2 separate regions of the Homo sapiens genome follow, and region 2 is linked to region 1. The links are chromatin contacts, found by Hi-C or POLR2A ChIA-PET in ENCODE. All regions are on one chromosome and are shown on one strand. Each heading gives the region's core, a stretch centred on a gene start or an enhancer-like site at or near the end of the contact. The rest is flanking DNA. Distances are from core to core; before and after follow the strand shown.

The links. A loop is a pair of places that touch in the nucleus more often than their neighbours do. ChIA-PET counts read pairs that join two places held with the same protein, here RNA polymerase II (POLR2A). Pooled maps may share reads with other maps.
Region 2: POLR2A ChIA-PET joins it to region 1 with 11 read pairs in activated CD4-positive, alpha-beta T cell. The contact joins two enhancer-like sites. A Hi-C loop is called at or near these places in 1 of 168 maps with a recorded cell type or tissue (gastrocnemius medialis) and 2 of 50 pooled maps. POLR2A ChIA-PET finds 5 or more read pairs at or near these places in 5 of 52 experiments (A673, GM12878, activated CD4-positive, alpha-beta T cell and 2 more).

The regions. Positions count from the first base shown.
Region 1 is chr3:185,926,894-185,931,842 of GRCh38, reverse strand. The region is part of intron 1 of TRA2B (transformer 2 beta homolog); the gene reads left to right. Among named protein-coding and RNA genes, the nearest start is that of TRA2B, 8.6 kb to the left of the region's middle. Within about 2 kb of position 3,267, at least 3 of the 41 ENCODE cell types and tissues checked have a DNase peak (open chromatin) inside an H3K27ac peak, as active enhancers do.
Region 2 is chr3:186,216,286-186,221,234 of GRCh38, reverse strand. The region is part of intron 20 of DGKG (diacylglycerol kinase gamma); the gene reads left to right. Among named protein-coding and RNA genes, the nearest start is that of ETV5, 110 kb to the right of the region's middle. RefSeq lists an enhancer at 508-577. Within about 2 kb of position 1,879, at least 7 of the 41 ENCODE cell types and tissues checked have a DNase peak (open chromatin) inside an H3K27ac peak, as active enhancers do.

The sequences.
Region 1 (4,949 bases), core at 2,018-4,517:
AAGAAGGAAAATGCGGAAGTCGTCATTTGACAAGTTTTATAAATGAGTATTTGAAGCTCAGGAATAAGTGAAGCTGAAATTTGAAAAAATAAAAGAAAGAATGCATGCTAATTATCAGACCAGAAGTCCCACTTGTAGAATATTGAGCAATTTGTGTGAAGTGGGGAAGATGAAAGAAGTCAGAATTTGAAACGGAAGAATGAAGAAAAGAAATAAAAATGAAGTTAAGATAAGAAGTAATCTGGAATCAGAAAGCACTACGCTAAGTAATTACTAGTCTGTTTATGTGTCCCTGTATATTTTGCTAAACATGCATGCATTATTTGTTTAATAGAGGAAAATATATACAGGGTAAAGAAGTGCCTTCCAGGGGAAACGTTTAAATTAGGTAATTCTGATTTTAACTGCTTAGTTAAATGATTGAAATGCAATTTTTAAAAAATATTTAGTAGTCAAGCACCAGGCAGCAGTGAGCTCTCCAGCATGGGTAACAGTGGGCTTCATGTTGTCCTCTCTAGATAAACTTTACCTGTCTAATGTTGCTGGTCCTGGGGCATGAGCGAATACCTCCAGGGTTGGAACTGGTGGTCTTTGCCACCTCCCTGGACTCTTAGATTGCACTGTCCCCTTTCCTTCAGTACTGAGCAATGTATAGTAGAATATTTTCTGTTAAACCATTTTCAAAGGAATGTCACCAGGATGGTTATGGAACCAAACCCCCAAAATCCAAACAAAGCATTGAACAAAATAGTTCCCTTTGGCATTAGTGTGTTAGTTTTTTCCATATGGCACTAGTGGAAATCTGTGAGCATTTGGGCCCTAAATTTAAGATGCATATTTGCTAAATACACAGGGATGGTTTTTCAAATTCTGTTTCTGTTTAATGCCTATTTCAGCTGATTGACTAGGATTACTGATAAAATACCGTAGCTTCCCCTTAGAAGAGGTGGGTCACACAAGTGAACAGGATAGCTAATACAAATTGCAGTAATGGCAGATGCTTTCATTCCTATTTCTCCTTTTTTGCTATCAACATTTAGCTATTGTAATGTTAGAGGTAACGGTTACAAAGTAGCTTTATTCTGGTTACCTGGTATCCCTTGCACTTATTGAGAAATTCAACCCAAAAGCTGTCCCTTCTTTTCTGTGTGTTTTGTTTTAGCTGAGTAGAAGGGTCAAGTGATTGGTGTAATGTTACTTTCAGTTGAATGAGACAAGTACACATATCAAAAATAATACCCAGTAGTAGTCAGCCAGCGGTTTTCTACCCAGTTGAGAATGCCAAGGGTATCATGTCACACATGTCTTCCTGAAATAAACTTTCTCTGAGAGTTGTCAGGTCTTCATGCTCTTGGAGAAAGTGACTTAAATGGCATTTCTTGGAGAATCCATTTTCTGATGCTTTCAGGCCTGTTTATTTCTATATCTTGCAAGCAGAAGAAAATTTTCTCTTAAGAAGTTTTGCATTCCTTTGTCAAATTTCTTGCCATAGATAAACTAATGATGATAAATGTTATTTTATGTTCCAAATTACTCAAAGAGCAGGCAGGAAACTGAGGTAAATGTGTGAATGAATATTACATTTTAATTCCAAGCCCATGGATTCTTTTATCAAGAAACCTGACAGGTCCTTGGGGTGCAAAAGAGGAAAAGACCTCTTAACCCCCAGCCCACTAAAGGAAAGAAAGCAATTTGGAATCTGGTTATGACCCAAGCTGGATAGACTTAAGGTGAGAAAACGTTGCTAGTGGACCATTGTGTCCATTTGTTTTTGTTTTCCCCCTTGACCAAAGCATCTGTGGGTCCTAATGTGTCTCCTCCTCGGGCCATAGGGAAGATGAGGAGGAGGCCGGCTTCTGTTCCTGAGAACAGGCAGTGTGTGAAAGACTGCCTTAATCAGAGGTCTGATTAATGCTAAGGGGAGTCAAAACAAGGAAGGGGATGACAGTGTTTCAGGAAGATAACCTTTGCCAAGGGAAAAAAATGAGTAGGAAGCATGTAACTTCTGAGGTTGACTAAGTCAAGTAAGTCAGACTTAACTAGTATGATAAACAGTGTTTTAAGAGATGCAGTGTTTATGAGCCACTATTTTAAATCTAACAAACCACATTCAGTTTTTAAAATAATACAGGGATTGGATGGTTAGTCCTTTCAAATATGTTTTTGTAAGGTGGTTGCTGTTCTCAGAATAGGGAGATGTGGATTATTTTGTTGGAAGGCTAAGTGTGTTGTATTTTTACTTGATGTATTCCCTTTAGGTTTTGTATTAGGATGTGGCTGAGATCCAGTCTGTGAGAGCTTGATTGATTTCCTGAGCATTTTTTCAGGGAAATTTTGGTTTTATTCATGCTAATTTTAGTTTCATGGTCCCTTTTTTTGAGGCAGTGGTGTCCAGTTCTGTCTGTTGGTGTGGTTTTAATGTGTTGACCATGTCAGCCCTGAGAGTGGAATTTGAAGTATGCTTAGATTTAGGGACTTCCCCAACTGGTTTTTATAGCTTTACCTGTCTGCATTGAGATTTAAAGTTAATTATGCTTTTGATTTGGGTGCTAATTTTAGGTCTTATTTCTTGTAGGCAAGTTTTATTCCCTTGCCATATGTATTTCCCAGCCAGTTAAATGGCCAAAATAACTTCAGAAAGCTTTAACTTCTTTAAGAAAATATCCCTGATAAAGGATCGAGACGTTTAGGTGTTACCCAAACAAGTGTCAGTATAGAAAAGGAAGCCTTTGCATTCTGGTATTTCCCTTATTCCTGGCCCAAGAAATGATTGCTTACAAAATATATCTGCATAGTCCGTTAGTTTTGGAGGCTGAGTGAAAACTCCTGTGATTTCAGAAATATTGTATCTGTGATCTGCTAGATTTTAAGGAGAAAACTTCATTAAGTCTTATTTTCTAGGTTAGGAGTACTGTCTCTTCCCTCAGTGGACAGGCTGCCGAAGCATCTTAGCTTAGAATAAAGGTTTTTCTGTTAAAGCCAGGAGCTTAAAGAGGATCTTGACTTGACCCATTCTTCCTTTATACTCAGATTCCTGGGCTGACTGATTTCTGTTAACTACAGTTACTTTATTGGTAGTCTTAACTGTTACTGTGAAACACCCATATTCTGCTTTCACTTCTGGAGAAAATTGTTTCATTTCCATAGAGGTAATCTTTCTAGTGTTGGAGTAAACAGGCTTTTAGCAACTTTTGGGTTCCCCATTTCTATATTCTCACCTATGTTAATTTTTGCCTGTGGTAAAAATAGCAAAAACTACACCCTCATTTTTGAGACTTCCTCCTTTGTCCATGGAGAGAAGGGAAGTGTCCGTTCAGAATACTTGATAGGGAATTCCAAGGGATTGTTGTTAATTGGAAGCCCCAGAGCATCACTACATCCTTTAACCATTTCTTGATGTTAAAGGCAGCTGTTCATATATTTTTCTTTTAATCTTTTTACAGTCAGTCATGGAGGGAGGTAGAGGGGAAAGGCTGTCACATTTCATGTCACCCCACCATGTTTTATAATGGCTTTGAAGTCATTTGAACGTTTCTAGAGTCGTCTGGGGCCTAGAGACCTGAACTCATTTTACTGGATGAGTTAGCCTTTCCTTCTGTGTTAAACCTCAAACCTTAATTTGTCTATTCTGTGTTACATTATAAATGTTTTCCCTGAGCATCAAAGGATCATCCAAATTTTCTCCATTATGTTGTAAACCACAAAACTATCTTCTAAAGTGTTTTGAGCTGTAATTTAGAATAATCCTCTACTGTCCTTTCAAGAATGTCCAGAATACTCTGAAGATGTATCACACAAGGAAATCTCTTGTGATTTTATCTGAAAGCTTCACCTTTGATTCATGCCATATAGTGACTTACTGTAATACTGCTTCCTTTTGAGTCTTGCCATTTCTGCTCTCTGGAGTAGAAAGGCTTACCAGGCTTTACTTTGTCTAAGTTTGATAACCTAAAATAAAGGTTGCCTTGATAATTTTACCTAGCTATCAGACTGACTAGGAGTAGGTTCTGTCCTTTCCTCATCTACTGTTTTGGTGCCTTGGCAGAACTTTTCCTTGGTTTCATTACTTAGTATACCCTTTTGTTGATTATGTGTCTTTAGCTCGTTGGTGACCTAGTTATCCTGGTTACCATTCCTTTGCTATTTTTCATTACAAATCCCCCCTTAACCTGCCAGCCAATCCCAGTTTTGGTTGGGAAAGCTATGAGTACACAATGTTTACCTAAACTTTGGCTTTTGTATGTAGTTTCTGTACTCTTTTGCTTCCTGGGCCCTAGGTTAGGAGCTCCTGATTTAGCTGCCTGGTTTTGATGTGTACTTAAGTAACTAGGTAAGTTAGGTTAATTCCTGGTTTTCCATAAGTTTGCCCTGGCTCATCTCCATTTAGCTGGAGAAGCTGTGGAGGATCTCTGACACCCTCTCTACTCTTATTTGTGTGTAGTTCGCTGTTCTGTTGTAGCTCCATCTGGTTGCTTTCAGTTTTTTAGGGGGCCTCCCACCATGGTTAGATGCAATAGGGTTTTACAGGGTTTAGTGTCCTTCAAGCTAGCCTTTGCTTTCCACTAGGTTTCTGCTTTTCTCTAGGATTTGAAACTGAGATCATCATCTTTATCTCTTATCACTGAATTATAAGTAGTAACTTGAAAGGTCAAGGTCTTTTTAAAAATCAAGCATTTTTTTAAGTAAATTATATAAATTATATAGGATTTTGTTTTATTGATTGCAACTTGATTGAAATAGGTATAAAGTATAGGTGTCATAGTTAATAAGGTTCCGCCTCACCCTAGTCTTTATGGAGTAACATTCTGAAACACAGTCCTTGGACAGTTCCCTTAACTGCTTGACTTTGGCACCCCTTTCTGAAGGAAGTGGGGTCAAATAACTCTTATCCCTGCTCCAAAAAGGTGGAAGAAAGGACAAGTTAATTGACTTATGTCATTTGGAGCAAT
Region 2 (4,949 bases), core at 630-3,129, 290 kb before region 1:
CTGGCCTTGCCTGCCCCTCAGCATTCTCCCCTGAGGGCCACCCCCAAAGTGGTGCCTTTCACAGCACAGTGGCCATTCTCCAGTCAGGCTGCTGGGCCTTTGGAGAGACTCTCTGGCCTCAGAGGGGCAGTGTCTGCGAGCACATTTGGTAACAGTGGATCATGAGTCTCAGGGAAGCCTTCTTGTTGCGGCCTGTGTGTGTGCCCGCACGTGCACACGTGTGTCCTTGTGTGCTGCACTGGGAAAGGATCCGATTTCAGACTTTGGCAATCTTCGTGCTTGGAGTCCTGCCCTTAGGAGGAGATACTGTCAGGTGCCAGACAGAATTCGGAGATCCTATCAATGGAGAATGTGTCCTTGGTCCGCAGAAACACACTGTCTTATATGGAAGAGAAGGGTCACTGTTCAGAGGCAGTAGATTCTTAGGGGCCCAGAATTACCCTTGAAGGGGTACAGAGGCTGCTCTAAATATGAGGCTTATGGGTTTGGCCCTTTGTTACTCTGGGACAAGAGTGGAGACTGGAGACCAATGGGGAGGCCCAGATCATGGACTCTGCTAAAGAGTGTCAGGGTCCCAGCCAACCTCAAGCTGGGATCCTACAGCCATACCGGTGGCGCATGTGGTAGATGTGAGTAAACCCAGCTCACAGGCATGAATGAGAATGACTCACAGCTTTGCAGTCACTAGCTCTGGTGACTTCGGTTGACTTTTCCATTTCTCTCAGGTGCCTCTGGGGCATAGCAACAGGAGCCAGGGAGAGTAAACCAGTAAGGAGTATGGGCTGGAAGACGGGGTTTGTATTCCAGCTCCATACCTCCCAGCTGCATCACCAAGAACTGATCTCGGTTTCCTAAGCTGTACCGTGAGAAGGCTGCCATGGCTTAGAAGAGAACCACCATGGAGCCCTGGTATAGAGTAGTAATTTTACATGTACCCTTTTACTATGGAATAGTGCACTATTTTTATTCATTCTCCCACTGCCTCCCACCATGGGTGCCATATTGAGTAAGACTTTTTTCAGCCATAAAGCTCTTCTAAGTAATCATTTGTTTCCCCATTTTGATTATTCAGGATTCAATTGCCATTCAATCCGTGTCTCTGGTTACCAAGCAGTAACTGATATAACTGATTTAATTCCATTGCACATCAAAAAAATTATAGTTTAACCCACTAGTTAGCCTATGCTGTCTTTATTATGATTAAATGCACAAATACTATTTTACATTAAGACATATTGACAGCAGCTCCTGGACTCCATTTACACTTTGGAAGAACTCTTTGGAACCTGTGATCCCCTGGCTATAATAAGTCCCTGAACCCTGAAGACCTCTTAGTTGCAAACAGTATGTCATCTGTGATTTTACAGTTAATTTCTCACACATGGAAATGACTCAAGAAGTGTCTTCAGAGGTTATTAAGAGGATTCCATAGTTATACAATAAAATACATCCTACTCAAGTTTCTCCCTCCTTCCTCAGCCTTTTTTTTTCTGAGCCCCTTCTTGAGATCTCCCCTTTCCTGTTCTCCATCTTTCTGCCCACTCTTCCTGGTCTCTGGCCTCCAGTCTTCCCATCATTCACCACCCTAGATTTTTCTGAGTGCCATGAACACCAGTCTTGTCCCAAGTATGGAAACAAGCCAGGGAATACCTCGCGCCTTGAAGCTGAAACACATCGAGCCAACACAAATCTGTTGGCAGGAACAGCAGGCACAAGAGTCACATTCAGAGTACAAAAACAGCTATTTATAAAGCCTCCTTCCTGATTTTTGGGTGTTCACTTTCCCTTGAACCAAAGGGGCCACTGCCCCCTCTTGGAAAAGATGATTCCATGCACAGCTCGGTGCCTGAGGATCACTGCGTGCCTGTTCTGATGAGCAGTGAGAGCTGGGGACAGCATGCAGCGTGGATTAGATGTGGTGACACACTCTCTGATGGGCCAAGGCAGCTGGGTGTGCGGGTGACACAGATGGCCTCTGCAGCACCTGTGAGGTAACAGTCAGGGGCCCCTTATAGGACTTGACATCCTGGCCTCAGAGCAGACCCCACCTGCCTTTGCTTTTCTTTTTTTTTTTTTTTTTTTTAACTCTTGATGTAAACTTCGGTTAACATAATCACTAAGCTTCCAAAGGTATTTGAGATTCAAGTAATGTAAAATGTTAACAGGTAAAGTACTGTCAATATTATTACTAATATTTATCAATTATAATTCAACTCTTGTTGCATTTGGCCGTTCTGCATTTCTGTTATACCTGATTTGCTAAATTATTATTTACCTTAGTAATCCAATGCTAGTCTATTATCTTCAGTAGTGGTAGCAATAACACCGCTAATAACCCAGCAAATCCCAAATGGGATTGAGATCATTTGTTTTATATTTTAATTGAGATGAACCTGATGAAAATTTATAATTCATATACAGAAATGTCCTGTTGGCTAGCTACAGTTTTCCCAAATGTGTAGTTTTTTGGCTTAGGTTCTTAAAAACTTGAATTAGTTGCCAATTCCAATAATCAGGAGATTTTACATGAAAATATATTTCTGGATTCTCTTTCAAAAATGTCAGTTCTGACAATACTTGGGCCCACACTCCTACACAGCAGCAGTTGTAGAACACGTGAGTCCTCCCATCCTGTTCTGAATTGTGTCATCTCAAGTTGTCTGGGGAGCTTGGAGAAACCTTGGAAAGCAGTTGGTCCGAGTCTTTCATTTTTTTTTTTTTTTTTTTTTTTTCAGACGGAGTCTCGCTCTGTCGCCAGGCTGGAGTGCAGTGGCGCGATCTCGGCTCATTGCAACCTCCAACTCCCTGGTTCAAGAGATTCTCCTGCCTCAGCTTCCCGAGTAGCTGGGATTACAGTCATGCACCACCACGCCCAGCTAATTTTTTGTATTTTTAGTAGAGACAGGGTTTCACCATGTTAGCCAGGATGGTCTCGATCTCCTGACCTCATGATCCACCCGCCTCAGCCTCCCAAAGTGCTGGGATTACAGGTGTGAGCCACTGTGCCCGGCCCCAAGCCCTTCATTTTTAAGATGAGGAATCTGAGGCCTGGTGTTGCTGAGTGACTCTCATGAAGTCACATGCTGGTGTGTTTGATAATGGGGTCTGGGAGGCAGCTCTGCCCGCTGGTGCAGCACAGTCTCCACTAAATCATTCTGCCCTCCCCCCATGCCATACAGAACACCATCTTGTGGGTAGCATCTGTTTCACCAGGCCTCCCAATCTAATGCTGACACCCAAGGCCTAACTAACTATGTGAGTTATGAGTCACTCAGAGAACCTGATTATCAAAGTCCAAACCACAAAGAGGAATACCTTCACTTCAAGGGCTTCTATTTCTAGAAATAACTGTAGTGTTCTCTGTGTAGACTTCTAAGCCCAAATAAATGTTTTCATGTTTTGACAACTTCAAAAGCCCAATGCCCTTAAAACTTCCTTGATTCTCAGGAAAGGGTCCCCAGAAGCTCAGGGTGGCATAGGAAGCTGAGTGCGTAGCCTCTGCTGGTAAAGTGAATGGCCAGCAGCTAGCTGGGTTTCACTGTGGACATCCTTGAAAACAGGCTATTCATAGCTGTCAGGATGATGGATTTCAGCCCTAAATTGCTGACAAACATAAAAGAACATTTTTAGTTAGTCTCATTTTTTCTCTCATCTGTCTAATGAAAAGATTCAACTAGCTAGTGTGCAATTGATGTTATTTTCTTATAAGCCAGGGGGCAATTAAGAAAACCCAGAAATAGAGTTGAGCCATGGTGTCACTGTTTGTATTTGCCATTTCTCCATGTGGCTGAGAGTCCCTTGGAGCACACAGGAGGATCTTCTGCCTCAAGAATGGGTTCATCTGGATAGTTCAGAGCCTGACAATGAACCTAGGAGTTTCATGGAACTGGAAATCAGCCTCAGAACAGCTGGTTAAGGATTAGTCATCTCCAGCTGAAAGGTGATTGTAAGAGGGGAAAAAAAAATGGTGGGCCAAAGACTACTCAGGAAGAGAGATGCAGAAAAAGCATTCCAGCAGCCATGAAAACATCGTTAGTTTTATTTTCTTCAAAAAATATGGGCCACCTACGATAGACTCCCCACAGTAGACCCACCCTTACCCCTGCAGCCTGTGGGGAATGCGTCTTCTTCCAGTGATTGTGTCTCCTAGCAACAAGGAAGAACAGCTACTGAGCACTTACTATGCATTAAACACCTGCTTGGTACTTTGCATTTGCCACATAAGCCTCACAACTTTGTGAGTAGAAAATAATGTTCCCATTTTGTAGAAGAAGTGAAGGTTCAAATAATTTAAATAACTTGCCCAGCCAGTGAGTGGCAAAGCCAGTCATGAACCCTAGCCTCTCAGCTCTCAGATGCCATATTCTTGTACAATAGAAGATGAAACAGACAAAAGCTCAGTGCCACATTCTGCAGCAACGGTCCTCCAACAAGGGCTAAGAGTAAAGTAGGAGGGGAGATAGCTTCAAAAGAGAAGAAGGAACATTGCACTCAGGCTCTCTGGTAGTCAGGGAGAGTGGGGGCTGCATCTCCCAGCTCAAATTGTAGGGTACCACGTGCCTATAGGCTTTTCCTGAAGGCTTTGGAAATGGGTGGTGGTGGTGGTGTGCTGGTGTTGACAAAGGAAAAGGAAGACGAGGCAGAGGAGAATTCACTTCCATCTGTGAATGTCCTTATTTGTAGCAATAAGGAAATCTTAGAGTAACCTACCTGTAAGCTTCTTCTGAGAACTGAAGGAGATGGTGTGTGTAAAATGTTTAGCAGAGTGCAAAACCAAAGGGCCATGGGAATAGAATGCATTCACTTCTAGCCAAAAAGTGCCTGAGTTAAAAGAGGAGAAATAGAAGCATTTCCATTTTGAACATATCTAAAAGCCACGTCCCTTGTGGGTCAGAGGTTCAATCTTAGGTCTTGGTGATGCTATTAAAAGTGTATAAGCTCGGCCGGGT